Regions from separate parts of the Homo sapiens genome. Here region 1 is linked to region 2. Evidence: chromatin loops called from intact Hi-C (ENCODE). Cell type or tissue: B cell. All regions are shown on one strand.

What was found. Hi-C counts contacts between places; a loop is a spot of excess contacts. Peaks named below come from ENCODE experiments on the same cell type or tissue, not always from the same donor. Only the 100,000 strongest peaks of a DNase experiment are listed, where the experiment ranks them.
Region 1: it touches region 2 in a loop (6-fold over the local background); 4 of 110 quality-filtered maps call a loop at or near these places.

What each region holds. Positions count from the first base shown.
Region 1 is chr6:26,591,095-26,599,094 of GRCh38, forward strand. ABT1 (activator of basal transcription 1) reads left to right here and starts at 5,859. Exons shown (of 3, transcript NM_013375.4): 1 at 5,859-6,129; 2 at 6,820-7,016; 3 at 7,171-8,000. The coding sequence starts at 5,889. The coding sequence ends at 7,551. It overlaps TRY-GTA6-1 (tRNA-Tyr (anticodon GTA) 6-1), which reads left to right and starts at 3,780; the gene lies at 3,780-3,868. RefSeq lists a cis regulatory region at 1,718-1,822, a silencer at 2,487-2,781 and enhancers at 4,741-4,890, 4,991-5,150, 5,708-6,147. In B cell, CTCF peaks have their summits at 4,879 (motif pointing left) and 5,082; DNase peaks (open chromatin) are centred at 3,877, 4,847 and 5,817; H3K4me3 peaks cover 2,762 bases; H3K27ac peaks cover 1,884 bases; H3K27me3 peaks cover 750 bases.
Region 2 is chr6:27,173,081-27,181,080 of GRCh38, forward strand. TRI-AAT5-2 (tRNA-Ile (anticodon AAT) 5-2) reads right to left here and starts at 4,208; the gene lies at 4,135-4,208. RefSeq lists a cis regulatory region at 4,047-5,124, a silencer at 4,114-4,263 and enhancers at 4,466-4,665, 4,856-4,955, 5,306-5,365. In B cell, CTCF peaks have their summits at 4,794 and 4,995; DNase peaks (open chromatin) are centred at 3,278, 4,101, 4,871, 5,131 and 1 weaker place; H3K4me3 peaks cover 2,378 bases; H3K27ac peaks cover 888 bases.

The sequences.
Region 1 (8,000 bases), 580 kb before region 2:
AAGTTTCCTCAGTATTTTCTCGTAGACAATAATGTTACATGCAAATAAAGATAGTCTCACTTTTTCCTTTTAATCTGTATTTTTTTCTTTCTCTTGTGTTATTGCACTGGCTAGAATCTCTAGGATAATGCTGAATAGAAGTTGTGAGAGTGGACATCCTTGCTCTGGACCTGATGTTAGGGCCAAAACATTTGAGTTTTTCATCACTAAATATATTAGCTGTTGAATTCTTAAATATGTCTTTTATACTTTGCAGAAATTCTAACAAATGTATCTGAATTTTGTCAATTGCTTTTTTCTACACCTACTGGAATAATCATATGGCTTTTCCTGTTTAGTCTGATAATAAAGTAATTACACTGATTACATTGATTTCAAAATTAAATTCTAAGCTACACTTTTCTTTTCTTCTTTAATTCTTTGAAAGTTACTCTTCCCATTTTTTAGATTAAGGTACAATTCACATACAGTAATGTCATCAGTTTTAATGTACATTCTCCTTAGTGTAGCAAATTTTGTCAAATATAGACAGTCGTGTTATCACCATTACAATCAAGATATGGAATAATAATATCACTCTACCCCCAAATTTCTGCATGTTTCTTCTTCTTTTCCTCCTCCTTCTTCTTCTTCTCCTTCTCCTTCTTCTTCTTCTTTTTTTTTTTTTTTTAATAGACAGGGTCATGCTCTGTTACCCAGGCTGGAGTGCAGTTCTTCCATCATAGCTTACTGCAGGCTGGAACTCCTGGGCTCAAGCCATTACAGGCATGACACCAGGCCTAGCCTCCCAGGAGGAAAGAAGAAAGAAGTTGTTTCTTCTTCTTCTTTCTTCCTTCTTTCTTTCTCCTCCTCTTCCTCCTCCTCCTCTCCTTCTCCTTCTTCTTCCTCTTCTTCTTTTTCTATTTTGTTCTTACTGAATCACTATGTTTCTTTTATACTTAATTTCTCCCCTATCTTCTACCCCAGTAGCAACTAAGGATATTTTCTGTCCCTATAGCTTTGCCCTTGCAAGAATTTCATAGGAATAATATAGTATGTAGCATTTTGTATCTGGCTTTGTAAATTCAGCATAATGCAGATGAGTTTCATCCCTGTTGTTACGTTTACCAATAGTTTGTTCCTTTTTATTCCATAGGAATATTATAGTGGTCTGTAAGCTTCAAGAGAAGTTAAAACCATCTAGGTAGGACTCAATTCGCAAGTTGAAAAGGTGCTAAAACAATAGAGAAGCTACAGGGTGAGATTGTAATCAAGTGATGATGATACATTTCCAAGAATTATTTCAGATAGTTAGATTTAGCCATAAACCCATTTTGAACTTGTGTCTGCAACAAGAGGGAATAAATAGAATGGCCGTTCTGACACCAGATTCTGTAAGAAGAGGAAGAAGGAAGTCTTCCCTCAAAGTGATACAGAAATCTAGTGCGGAAAGGTACTAATTACTTGTTCTTGTATTCCCAGGAGGCAAATATTGGGGATTATCAGGGGAAAGAGCATTTCAGGCAAATGAAATTCCAACTTTAACAGCCCTGAGGTGTGATTCTTATGCTAAGATTAGTTTATAGGTAAAGAAAATAATTGATGAGATTAGCTATTGGAGTTCTTCCTGATCAAAATCAACTCTATAGTACCGTGTCACTGAGAGTCAGGAGGCTCTGGGAGCTCCTGAGCATAGCAGTAACTGATGAGAAACATACTGAGCATTTTTTTCTGTATGTTTGCTGCCCCCTGTGAAAATTAGTGAAGCTTTTATTCGAGAAAGCATGTGAACTGAGATCCTGGGGTTTGGTGGTGAAATGGCAGGGTTGGTCAACTGCTTTCACATCTGGTGTCCAAGGCTCAGTTAGTACACTTCATATGGGCAGAGACCATCTCATAAGAATCTGCTCATTTCTCTTCTCTGGCTTCTCGTATTTTCCCCGACTAGGTTACATTATTGGAAAGGAATTTACCAGACCATATATTCTTAGTTTCTCATGGCAATGAATTGAATAACTGAATTAAATATTAGTTATGTTGCTGCAGATATTTCTCATGGGAAACGCTGGAGAGGATCTTTTGAAAAAAAAAACCGTATTTTTGTCAAGATTACAATTATGGAGAACTTTAACTGTAATAAGTGATGATCTTTTATAAATAAATTCACCAACACTCCTTTCCATAAATTTCACAATTTATAATTTCCATATACTTCTAATAATTTTATAAAAAAGAAAAGTCTCTCCAGATGCCTTCCCGTTCTTCCCATTGGTGTTCATTTCTGTTTTAGGCACGAGGAAGCTGAATACCATGATAGGTACTTATTAGCAAAGCATGACAGCATACCTTTGTGAAAACTGTCAGAATCAAAATGGAGTCACTATTGTTAAAACACACAAACACACAAAACAAACTAAAAACGCTAATTAATAGAGCTGGAAAAGGCCATGCTTGATAACAAAAACTATCACAAAAGACTGCAAAAACCACAATCTTGCACAGGCCATCACAATCTTACACAAAAAATACTTCTACAAGGACATCTGCCCCACAACTGCCTGTCCAACCTCGGACTAGCTTCCTCTTTGCTATCCATTTTTGTAGCAGACAATAATTACCTCAACACAGTTATATAATCCTTCTCATTTTTTCCCTTACAAATCTTTGTCGCTGAGCTCGGTGGCTCACGCCTGTAATCCCAGCACTTTATATTCTGGATCATGAGGTCAGGTGGGCGGATCATGAGGTCAGGAGTTCGAGACCAGCCTGGCCAATATGGTGAAACCCCGTCTCTACTAAAAATACAACAATTAGCCGGGCGTGGTGGCGGGCATCTGTAATTCCAGCTACTCCGGGAGGCTGAGGCAGGAGAATTGCTTGAACCCGGAAGGCGGAGGTTGCAGTGAGCCGAGATTGCGCCATTGCACTCCAGCCTGGGCGACAGAGCCAGACTCCAACTCAAAAACAAACAAACAAACACCTTTGTCTTCCTTTACCTCCCTGAATATACATAGTTTCCTATGGCACTCGTATTTTCATTGCAATGCTCTATTCCCAAATAAACATCATTTTCTTTCAGAGAGCTTCTCTTTGTTATTTAGGTTGACACCTGTAAATAGAATGCTATATTTCTTTTTTAAATTGTAGGGGGAGAGAGAAGTGTTGTGTTTCATTTACTTGTCCCATTACAATTGTGCAATATCATATGAGCCGCTCAATTCCTAAACATATGTACACACACAACGCACTTCTGTTTTGTGTCTCGAACACAAATTACAAATTATACAAATTGTGTAATTTTCCTTGCCCTTCAGAAAGGAGAATCTCAATGTTTCCGAAATGAACTGGGCAGTAACTTCGCTTCAAGGCGGTAGGTCCCCCCTCTTCAACCCAGTTGTCTAAAATAACCTTGTCTTTATTATTTACTTCCTATAGAGAGAGGAGGTGCTAAGCGGACAGGACAGCTGGACAACACGCGCAATAAGGGCAATGGTCCTATCTATTCTAAGGGAGGAGGACATGGAATATTGGTGTGGTTTTGTTTATTTTTTATTTTTTTGGACCTATGTGAAACATTTTTACAGTAAAACCCACAAATTTTAAATGTTCAAGAGAATTGTTCATATACTTGTATAGTCAGTATCCCTACTCAGATAAGAACATTTTAGAACATTTTGGAACATTTCTAATATCCTAGAAAATTTCCTCACGTTTCCCTATATTTTCAAAATGAACAAGAATACAGGATAGTCAAAAGCAATAGGTAAATCCTAAAGAATCCAAAACGAGGGTAATGACATCCTTCGATAGCTCAGCTGGTAGAGCGGAGGACTGTAGGGGTTTGAATGTGGTCATCCTTAGGTCGCTGGTTCGAATCCGGCTCGGAGGAGTTCCATTTTTAAAAGTGTCTCTTCTGGGCCTGAAATAAGGAAACTTGGAGAACGCATGTGCAGCTTGCTTATTCAGGAATTTGTAAGACGCTCAGAGAAGGAAAATAATCCACCCTGAAAATTGCTAACAAGGGTTGCTTCACAGACAGTTGAGTGGGACTCGATTTTCACCAAGTTGAGAAGGGATCATGAGGAATGTGGGGAACGGGAAGAACACGCTGCCCCAAGGCTTCATTTTTTTTTTTTTGTCGGTTTCACGGTCCTTTAGCACCCCCTGTTATATTGATACTTGGTGTGAATAAACATTTTATTAATGATAATTTCAAATATATACAAAGTAGAGAAAATAGCTAATAGCTACCATTAGCCACCACACTGGCACAACTTACCGACACTCTTGCATCCATCATGCCCCTCCCCTAGCTCCAGATCTTTTAAAGCCACCCCAACACGTGTTCTCATTTCATTAACTGTACTGTGTTTTGAAGATGTCAGTGTTTATAATTAAATAGCAGTAGACGGAGTTTATCGCTCTCATCGTACCCCGCTCCTCTTCAAAAAAGGAGCAGTGGACACCTACCTGACAGAAAGTTCTCTTCAATAAAGTTAATGAAACAGGCGTGTTTGAATTCGAGAAGTCTATTATTAGACTTTTAGACACTCCATGAAAGAGTGCAGGGCCCTGTTACTTTAGAAATATACTTGGGGACTGGCAAAAACTGTCATCTCTGATTTTAATAGTGGACACATTTACTCCCTGCTTCCATTCTCTGGGCTACTCTGCGCTCTTGGAGCGAGATGGGAAATTTTGTCAGGCCGCAGCAAGGACGGATTTATGTTGATAGTCATCAAACTCGCCCCGGGCTGCTTCCAGAAAGCTAACCGGATTACTTGTACGCGGTTCCCAGCACTGTCCTTTGCAGTCAGCTTGTCGCTGGCGCCGATGGGAAGAACTGAAACGCCTCAAGGGTGGGGACGGCGCCCCCTGCTGGTCGCGCCCTCGGGCGACGATAAGAGACTGAGGACCCGAGCCCGCGCGGGGAAAACTGCCCTGAGCTTGGCTTAGGGATGGTCCGCAGGCCGCCTGGTGGGAGCAGGACCGCCGTGGCCCGGTCCGTTCTGCGGTTGCGTAGGTCATAGAAGGAAAAGTGGTTTGTGATCTGATAGGGAATCTGAGGACAGACCCAGGGAGAGCAGAAATAAGCGCGCCGCCGGGGGGTCGCCAGAATTGGAGGCTTGTGCGCCTCTGACAAGTATTTGCAACATAAGTATGCATATGGATAATGTATCAATACACACGTGTAATAGATGCCAAACAAATTCTTCAAATAATTGTCACACATTTAAATTTTCAGACATTCACAAAATCAAATGTAAAATATTAAACTGAAAGTTCACAACTTAAATTTTCAAAAATTAAATCTAATTAAATTTCCAAAGTTGAACTGTTTTCAAAATTAAATTTTAAAATATTCAAAATTCCGAGGTAAATTTCCAGAAATAGTTAAAACCTCAAAACTCAAAATTTTTAAATGAAATTTATAAACTTTAAAAGGTGAGTCATTCCTCAGCTGGAATCGCACCCGGGGCCCTTGAATAAAATGCTATTTTGATCGCTAGAACACATAGAAACTTCTCTAAAATTGTTCTGCAAAATTCCCTAAAAAGCCGGCATCAACCCGCCTTTTAGCGTCTCGACAAGGCGTTCTATAGGGTAGGTTATATTTGGGGATCTGCCTTTTCTGGTTCTGCCTGTCCTGAGTTGGAGATCTGACCGGGAATCTGAGCCTAACCCAAGTTTCCCATCCCGCTTCCACGCTCTGAATCAGGCTTCCGACCTGACACACCACTTCCTCCCTCTCCCCTCGGCCTTCCCCTGGACCCGACTGTATTGCCCAATCATTTCCTTTCATTTGTCATCACCACCTTGGACCCGCCCCCTCGTCTCAGGCCGTCGCACGCGTTTTGCGTCAGTTGGCAAGGCACTTTACGGCCGTCGTGCCGCTCGTGTCAGTCAACATGGAGGCAGAGGAATCGGAGAAGGCCGCAACGGAGCAAGAGCCGCTGGAAGGGACAGAACAGACACTAGATGCGGAGGAGGAGCAGGAGGAATCCGAAGAAGCGGCCTGTGGCAGCAAGAAACGGGTAGTGCCAGGTATTGTGTACCTGGGCCATATCCCGCCGCGCTTCCGGCCCCTGCACGTCCGCAACCTTCTCAGCGCCTATGGCGAGGTCGGACGCGTCTTCTTTCAGGCTGAGGGTAAGTATGCAGGCCCTGACGGTGACAGGAGGAGGTTGTCGCTCGCTGGCGGGGTGCAAGCATGCATGTCCTGTTGCTTCGCTGCGCGAGGCTGAGGCACGAGTTGCTGGATTTTGGGGGTGGGGAGTGCGGTGCTTGGCTCCTGGCTGGTGAATCAGTCTGTGAGGATGCTGGGGTGGGCGGGCGGAGGGGATATGGGGAGAGTGGGTAGCGCAGTGTGTCTGGTGGTTCTTTAGTTCTCGGATTGTTACTATTTGTGTTCTTATCCCGGCTCTGTTCACCTCTCTTTCCGGACCTGTTTACTGGTTTGTTACATGAATACAACCTGAGTAAAAGTCTCGTCAGCTTTTCTACAAAACTGAACATAACTCTTTAGCATTGCTGCCTAGGTCAAGAAACTATTTGATCAACCGCCCCTCTTCTTTCCACCCTCAATTTTACATTGAGGCTGAGGACTTGTGCCGGTTTTAAGCAGCGTTCAGGGCTGGCCAGATTAAGGAGTGGACAATTAAGGAAAGAATTGAGTTAGCTAGAGGAAAGGGTGCGATTTACAGTTCCCTTCCTCCTGGGCAAAAACTCTTCAGGTGGGACTCCCACTGGCAGATGTGAAGAACGTTGCGGGCAGTGGGAGGTGCTTTTGAGTGAGTGCTGCATAGGCGTCCTGGACGGGTCTTTGTCTTTGGCGCGCAGACCGGTTCGTGAGACGCAAGAAGAAGGCAGCAGCAGCTGCCGGAGGAAAAAAGCGGTCCTACACCAAGGACTACACCGAGGGATGGGTGGAGTTCCGTGACAAGCGCATAGCCAAGCGCGTGGCGGCCAGTCTACACAACACGCCTATGGGTGCCCGCAGGCGCAGCCCCTTCCGTTATGATCTTTGGAACCTCAAGGTGAGAAGATAGATCTTTCTGCCACACCTCTCACCCTCCCTTCTCCCCAACTCTGGCCCAAGTATCCCCATGGCCTCTCATTGGCCTTGTCCCCTTGTCTCATCTTTCTCCCTAATCTGCACTATCCTGATCTTTTCTTCTTTTCTGCCCACAGTACTTGCACCGTTTCACCTGGTCCCACCTCAGCGAGCACCTCGCCTTTGAGCGCCAGGTGCGCAGGCAGCGCTTGAGAGCGGAGGTTGCTCAAGCCAAGCGTGAGACCGACTTCTATCTTCAAAGTGTGGAACGGGGACAACGCTTTCTTGCGGCCGATGGGGACCCTGCTCGCCCAGATGGCTCCTGGACATTTGCCCAGCGTCCTACTGAGCAGGAACTGAGGGCCCGTAAAGCAGCACGGCCAGGGGGACGTGAACGGGCTCGCCTGGCAACTGCCCAGGACAAGGCCCGCTCCAACAAAGGGCTCCTGGCCAGGATCTTTGGAGCCCCGCCACCCTCAGAGAGCATGGAGGGACCTTCCCTTGTCAGGGACTCCTGAGGGCCTGGGTGGCCCCTTCCATTTCCTGGCCCTGCTCTGCTTCCTGTCTACCTCATACTAGAATGATCGTGACTACCCGGGCAGACATTTTACTGTGTTTCTCAGACCAAGTGTCTACTGATGGCCCAAACATGGAGTTTTGTGGGCTTCCACTGTCCCCACTCCGAACTCCTGTATGTGCCTGGCTGAGTCACCTAATTCATACTGTCATACTAGCATAATTATGACTATTGCATATGCTTGTTTTGTTTGACTCTTGGCTGCCTACGTCTGTAGGGTCCCCTGAAAATCCCACTTCCTGCCCCCAGAAAGGGCCTTTATTTCCAACTAGGAGGATAATGCCTAGTCCAGGCAATCTTTCTCTGTTTAGCAGTCACAGGTGAGGGTGGTATTAGCATCTTTTTTATGTAGAAAAAATTGAGTTAATGGGGTGGACTGGGTTGGGAAGA
Region 2 (8,000 bases):
ATCGAATTACAACAAAATGTCTGGTTTGGACATGAAAAGCAGTGTCAAGGAGCTGTTTGAAATTTTAACTGTTCTATACTCAGGAAAAAGAAAAAAGAAGTCAGCTTTGAGAATGAAGCTATGTTACAAGTTAAAGCTGGAGGGCTTTTAGTGTGTCTGTTACAGCTTCCTTTTCTTTTTCTTTTTCGGTTTTTTTTTTTAAAGGCAGGGTCTCATATCTGTCACCCAGGCCGGAGTGTAGTGGCGCGATCTCGGATCACTGCAGCTTCTGCCTCCTGGGTTCAAGAGATTCTCATGCCTCAGCCTCCTGAGTCGCTGGGATTAAGGGAGCACACCACTATGCTTGGCTTTTTTTTTTTTTTTTTTTTTTTTTTTTTTTGTATTTTTAGTAGAGATGGGTTTTGGCCATGTTGTCCATGGCTGGTCTCAAACTCCTGACCTCAAATGATCCACCCACTTCGGCCTCCCAAAGTGCTGGGAATACAGACCTGAGCCACCGTGCCTGGATGTCTGTCATAGTTTTGTTGGTGGCCTAGAGTACTGTTGTACAATGTTTTATCTACCTTTTCATTAAAATATAATTTACTTAAACTTTGCATCAACAAGACTTCTGGTACTACAGACCAGCGGTGTCAGAATAGGCTTAGTGCCTCCTTGTTGATATTTGTTTTGTTTGTTTTAATTGCAATGAGCACTCTAACATCTTTAATCTCTTTCAGCAATGTTTTGTATTTTCCAGAGTACAATTCTTGCATCTCCTTGGTTAAATTTATTCTGAAGCATTTTATTCTTTTCGATCGTATGCTTATTTTTATATCTGTATGAGAGCTACGGATTTAGCTTTTTCTGAAAGTCATCTTTTAACAAATGAATATGTAATTTCCTTTGATCAACAGAGTGTTATGGATCCCCTACTTGAAGACTCTTTGGAATATCACATGGCTTCATATAGAGTTTTATTCACATTATTAAAGTAAAGGTGTAATCTTCTCTCTCTCTCTCCAATCCTGCTTATATACTTCCTATCCTCAGTTGTGGGATGAACTTAAATGGTCTAGATTCAGCCGGGCGCGGTGGCTCTTGCCTGTAATCCCAACACTTTGGGAGGCCGAGGTGGGGGTGGGGTTATCACCTGAAGTCAGGAGTTCGAGACCAGCCTGGCCAACATGGCAAAACCCCGTGTCTACTAAAAATACAAAAATTAGCCGGGCATGGTGGCGGGTGCCTGTAATCCCAGCTACTCGGGAGGCTGAGGCAGGATAATCACTTGAGCCTGGGAGATGGAGGATGCAGTGAGCCAAGATCACACCACTGTACTCCAGACTGGGCGACAAGATGGAAACTCTGTCTCAAAAAAAAAAAAAAGTTTTATTTCTGTACAGCATATAATGCTGTTTGAAAGCATTACAAGTGTTGCTAAATTAGACATCTCCAAGGCATATCAAGTGAAAAAAGCAGAATGTAAAATAGTGTGTATAATGTTATATTTTACATAAGTAGAAAGGAAAAGTAAAATGTATTATGTATATTTGCACCTATTGCACAAAGAACACTAAGGAGAATACATAGGAAACTAAGAAGAATTGTCATATATAGGAGGTAGTGCTGAGAACTGAGCAGATGTGGGTTATGAGGAAGAAGAAAATCTTCACTTTTAGTTACTGTTTATGTGAATGTATTAACTTTTCATATATATGCATATCTATATCCTTAATTTTTAATGGATCCTAAGAAGCTCCCTCTTTTTTTTCATTCTTACTGTGTTGATGTTGAAAATTATTGTCCCTCATTTTGAAACCATATTTCATCTTACACTGCACTGAAGAGAGGAAGATAACCCAGGATAGATAGTAGGAAGTGTGGGTGGGTTAACAATTTCTTGTTTTGTTAGTTTTTCTATTACTTCCTTAACAAACTACCACAAATTTAATAGCTTAAAACAACATCCATTCATTATCACACAGTTCTGTGCGTTATAAGTCTGGCAGGGTGTCATCAAACTAATACCAAAACGTCAGCAGGCCCGGCCATGTTCCTCATGGAGGCTCTAGGGGAGAATTCGTTTTCAAACTCACTCAGGTTGTCAGTAGCATTCAGTTCCCTGCAGCTGTAGGACTGAGATAACGGTTTACAGGTTGTTCACAGTTTCTAGCAGATGCCTGAGTTCTCTGGCTGGTGGCTCCCTTCGTTTTCAAAGTCAGCAACTACCTGTGGAATCCTTCTTATACTTAAATCTGTATATATCATCTAATATACAATGGACTAAGTAGTAGGTACTCTTCATTAATTTATTCTAAAGAAATCTTTTTCAGTCGCTGACTTTGAGCTACTTACTGTTTTTGACGTGAAAAATCACAGCACTGAGCAAAACAGAGGGAGCCCCTTCCCTTTGTGATTCGCCCACTATGTCCTTGGCGCTGTTTTTGAGCCATTATTTACCTCATTATTTATCAATATTGTTAATGTCATTTTCATAGCAACCCATGTTTTAAAATAAGAGAAGGGTAAAAATATGTTGGGAGGATGAAGAGTGAAGGAAGAAATGTAAATGAGACACGTGCCAGGCACACGGGGACCCAGTGACCAGACTCCAAGAAAGCGCAGGACAGGGCTGGGCGCGGTGGCTCACGCCTGTAATCCCAGCACTTTGGGAGGCCGAGGCGGGCGGATCACGAGGTCAGGAGATCGAGACCATCCCGGCTAAAACGGTGAAACCCCGTCTCTACTAAAAATACAAAAAATTAGCCGGGCGTAGTGGCGGGCGCCTGTAGTCCCAGCTACTTGGGAGGCTGAGGCAGGAGAATGGCGTGAACCCGGGAGGCGGAGCTTGCAGTGAGCCGAGATTGCGCCACTGCACTCCAGCCTGGGCGACAGAGCGAGACTCCGTCTCAAAAAAAAAAAAAAAAAAGAAAAAGAAAAAAAGAAAAAAAAAAAGAAAGCGCAGGACAGAAAGAGCGAGGTGCTAAGACTTAGAGTGGACCCAGAGGCTCTGGCCCTCCTGTCTCCCACCACGCACTCCATTTTTGTCACATTTCAAACCTATCGCTTTTACGATATATGTTCAAAAATTGTTTAATGAACTGTAAATGGCTTGGTAAGGGCCGCATCGTAAATGGCTTGGTATGGGCCACATCGAGAACAGCTGTCAAATATAAGCCTAAGGCTAACCACGGATCTATTTTAACACTGAGCAGTTGTGGCTGAGTGTCTGGAGCTTGGCAGAAAGCAACGTCACAAGTCTGGCTTTTTCCCACGTAGACTGAACCCTCGCCCTCAAAGCTACAAACACAACAATTTAACCAACTGAGTGATCAACTAGGAGAAGAATCAATATGATCTCTTTCAAAAGCTTAAAATATGTCAAAATAGTATTATCTCAGAAAGTTTTTTTTTCCCAAAATAATACAAGACATTATCGAATTCTTATTTAACCCTTTTCTAAAATCACCCACCCACCTCATTGAATTTCCTTTAAAAAATCTTCATCCTGGCCGGGCGCGATGGCTCATGCCTGTAATCTCAGCACTTTGGGAGGCCAAGGCAGGCGGATCACCTGAGGTCAGGAGTTCAAGACTAGCCTGGCCAACATGGTGAAACTCCGTCTCTACTGAAAATACAAAAATTACCCAGGCATCGTGGCACACGCCTGTAATCCCAGCTACTTGGGAGGCTGAGGCAGAAGAATTGCTTAAACCTGGGAGGCGGAGGTTGCAGCGAGCCAAGATCGCGCCGCTGCACTCCAGCCTGGGCGTCAGAGCAAGACTCTGTCTCAAAAACAAACAAAACAAACAAATAAGAAAAACCTTTTCATCCTAACTCGTATATTATTTCTTCAAAAGAATAAAAAACGTGCAAATCTAATGCTTGTCTAGCTATTGCGACCACATTTACAAATGGATAGGCAGCGCTCCGGAGTTGGATGTAAGACGGTAGTATACAATCCAGGTGTGGTCGATTTAAGAAAAAAAAAAAAGAAAAAAGAAAAAAATTCCTGTCTAGCTAGTGCAACTACATTTATAAATGGATAGGCGAGGCTACGGAGTTCGATGTAAAACCGAAGTTTACAAGCGAGGTGTGGTCGGTGTAAAATAAAAACGAAAAAGAAGAAAAAAAAAAAAAACAAACCCACGGAAGTGGCCCGTACGGGGATCGAACCCGCGACCTTGGCGTTATTAGCACCACGCTCTAACCAACTGAGCTAACCGGCCTCCTTGGTGGGAGGGTCTTTTCTTATGTTTATTTAAATCATACCTGATCCATGCCCGCTGAATTTTTTTTTTTTTGTAATAGAAGCGTTACTTTCCCTTTTATTAATAAAATATATTTTTTTTTAAGAAAAGGAGAATTCCTCACTGTAGGCACAGGAAAACCATGCTGTTTCAGGGAAAACAATCTCAAACCACTGATTCTGACTGGAGAAAACTCAGATTCAACGACCCCAAGCAGGGCTTCCTTCCCCTCACCAGGTGAAGGACTCAGAACAAACCAAAAAGCAGCTCCAAGCTTGCGATCGCGGCCAGTTCCTCACGGAACCAACCGCAGAGCCGCCGCAGGTTCGCAGGATCGGAGGGTTCGGAGGACTCGGAGGGTGCGGATTCCTCTCTGCTCCTTGAGACCATTCCAGCCAGGTGGGCTCTTAGGCCTGGGAACCTGGGAAAGTGCACTGTCTCGCCTCCTGGCCTCGCGGTGGTTCCGCAGTCACCAGGACCCGAAATTCACAGCTGTGCGTCCTAAGCTTGCAGCTCCACAAACGATAAAATCAGACTTGGCCCTGCAGTGCCGGGCACCGGGCCCTTGGTGATGCTCGAGTGCCGGGCTGGCATCGGCGTAAATGAAAGGACCAGCGGGACGGCTCCTTTCAAGAGTCTCTGACTCCTTCCGTCCCGGGAAGACCAAGACACCCACATCTAAGACAAGGGAAGTCACCATTATCTACACCAATGATAAACGCCGGTATCTGGGAGGAACTGAGCCCAGGACCGGGTCAGGCAACTCAGAGTGTTGGGACAACTAAGTCCCTCTTCAAAGACTCAACTTTCTTGTCATAAGTTGCAAAAGTTGTACGTCAATCCTGCCTGCCCCCCGCCCCCCACCACACACATACACTCCTTTTTTTCGCAAATCCAGGGTTTACCCTATTTGCCAAAGTTTAAGTCTTAGCCAATCGGGATCAGCTTAGATTGTGCGGTCCAACCCCAGCCAATAGGGGAAGGACACAGAAACAGGAACTGCGTTAGGATTAAAAACTCCTTACCTCCTTTGTTTGGTGTGCTCTTGCAATTGTAACAGGCAAGGAGCACCCTTCTGCAGAAGTAAAGATGCCTTGCTGAGGAATTTTCTAAGTGAGGGTTTCTTTTGGCTACACCAAGCACTTGTTTCCAGTAAATCTTAGGGACTCGTCCGGGATCCCATTCTCCTTCGGGAGGGGCTAGCGATTATCTTTCATGGGGAGACGCGTCCCATTGCCTCGTGGTGGCCCCAGGAGCGGAGGATCGAGTCCCGCCCGAAGTGACGAATAAATCCGGACTCTCAGCAACGCGGACAGTAGGGAGGATCCTTAAGAATTCTGTGAGACCAGCTTGGTCAATACGGTGAAACTCCGTTTCTACTAAAAATACAAAAATTAACCGGGCGTGGTGGTGCGCGCCCTTAGTCCCAGCTACTTGGGAGGCTGAGGCAGGAAAATCACTTGAACCCGGGAGGCAGAAGTTGCAGTAAGCCGAGATCATGCCACTGCACTCCAGCCTAGGCAACAGAGCGAGACTCCGTCTCAAAAAAAAAAAAAAAAAGAATTCCATGGCGACCACAGGTAACTCTGTGCACAGACCAAGGTAAGAAACGTTGCTATTGGGGCGGCAAAGCCTTCCTTGGTGGTTGGGGTCTCTGGAGTTTTAAAGTGTGTGAGTGAGACATACCACTGGGCGCAAGGCGAGTGCGGAGTCCGGACTTGGTTCCGTGGTCACCTCATACGGCTTAGGGCGGTTTTCCAATCAGGGGATTCCACCTACCCGCCAATGCTAAGAGGTGCCTAAAATTCCCGCAAGGGAAGCAGCCAATAAGGACGAAGTGAGTGCTCACGAGAGTGCAAGAAACCTCCAGTGGAAAAAGGGGAGGTTGAGCCTCTAAGACACGGGAGTGCAAGAGATCTCTAATATTATATATTAAGCCTCACCAACCTCCAGGATGGGAAATAACCCCAAGTAAGACAGAGACTCTAAAAGGCCAAGCAGACAATAAAATTTCCCTCACAGTCCCCTAGGCCTAATGTTAAAATACTGGAAGGATAATGAAAGGACCAAACACAAGAAAAGACAGCAAATGATAAAGTACTGCTGTTTTATTTGGACTAAGGAACCCATCCTCAGACCTTCGGTCTTTTGGCCAAAGTTTGGGTGGGACGAGGACTGGATATGCCAACTCCTGATCCAGTATGTCAATGATAAAAGCCCAGTTTCTCAAGAGGAGATAGATTATGCTCTATGTTGGAGACAAGGACCTGTCCTTCTCTATCCCTTAAAGGACGAAAAAGCAAAGCCAAACTCAAAACCCCCCAAAGACGACCTAGCTAAGTCATATTCTATATCCAAAGATGCACGGGATCCTCTAGACCACCTTCCCCTGCCTACCTCTCCGCCCCGACTGAACAACAGCCCTTCCCGCACCTACCCCTCTGCCCCAAGCTAAAACTCCGTCCCTCCCCCATATAACCCTGCCCCATGGGCCTTGACACCACACACCCCCGTTGGACAGCCACTCGAACATGCCCCTCCCTTAGGAAAGCTCCAGTGGCAAATAGAACAATGCCAAAGGGATATTCAAAACTTTCCTTTCCTCTCTTCAAAGAAGTCTGCCCCAACCTTTTTTCCCTTGAGGGAAGTACCACTAGGAGGAGGGGATATTGGCTTCGTAAATGCCCCCCTTAGCTAGTGAAGAAGTTAGAAATCTAAAAAGGAGACTCAAACCACTGTTAGATGACCCTTTTGGAGTCTCAGATCAAATTGACCAATTTATGGGGCCACAACTGTATACCTGGGCTGAATTGATGTCTATTCTAGGTATTCTCTTCTTAGGAGAGGAAAGAACCATGATCTGCAAGGCTGCTATGATAGCCTGGGAGCGCAAGCACCCCCCTCGTCAGAATGTCCTTGCAGCAGAGCATAAATTCCCGGCCCAGGACCCTCAATGGGATAACAACAGTGCGGCTCACCGGGAAAACATGAGAGATAGGGATATGATAATTAAAGGGATTCAGGAATCAGTTCCTCCAACCCAAAACATTTCCCAAGCATTTAATGTACAGCAAGAGAAAGATGAAGGGCCCATGGAATTCTTAAACAGACTTAAGGAACAGATAAGAAAATACGCAGGTTTGGACATAGAGGACCCACTAGGACAAAGGATGTTAAAGCTCCACTTTGTCACCAATAGTTGGCCAGACACTATAAAGAAATTATAAAAGATAGAAAATTAGAAAGACTGTCCCATAGAGGAACTTTAAAGAGAGGTCCAAAAGGTATATGTACGGAGGGATGAGGAAAGGCAGAAGCAAAAGGCAAAAATTATGCTGTCCACCCTACAACAGGGAACTTTTCAACAGGCATCCCAGGGAAATAGAACTTGTAAACCTTCTGAGTACCAGGCTGCCAGACCCTATACAGGAAGCAAAGGGACGAAACCTGAGAATCAGGGAACCAGGAGGGGGAGAAGGAAAAACAGATGTTTCAGATGTGGAAAGCCAGGACATTTTAAGAGGAAATGTCCCGAATGGGAGAGGGAAAAGAAAGTCCTTTCACTCATGACATTTGAAGAACAGTGGGCTCAGGGGCTCTACGTCTTCCATCTTGAGTCCCACCAAGAGCCCTTGATAAATTTAACGGTGGGACCCAAATTGGAAATAGTCACTTTCCTGGTCAATTCGGGAGCAGCTGGCTCCTGCCTATGTTTTCTCCCATCAGATTTATCCTGTTCAGCCGAAGACCTTACTGTCTCAGGAGTTAAAG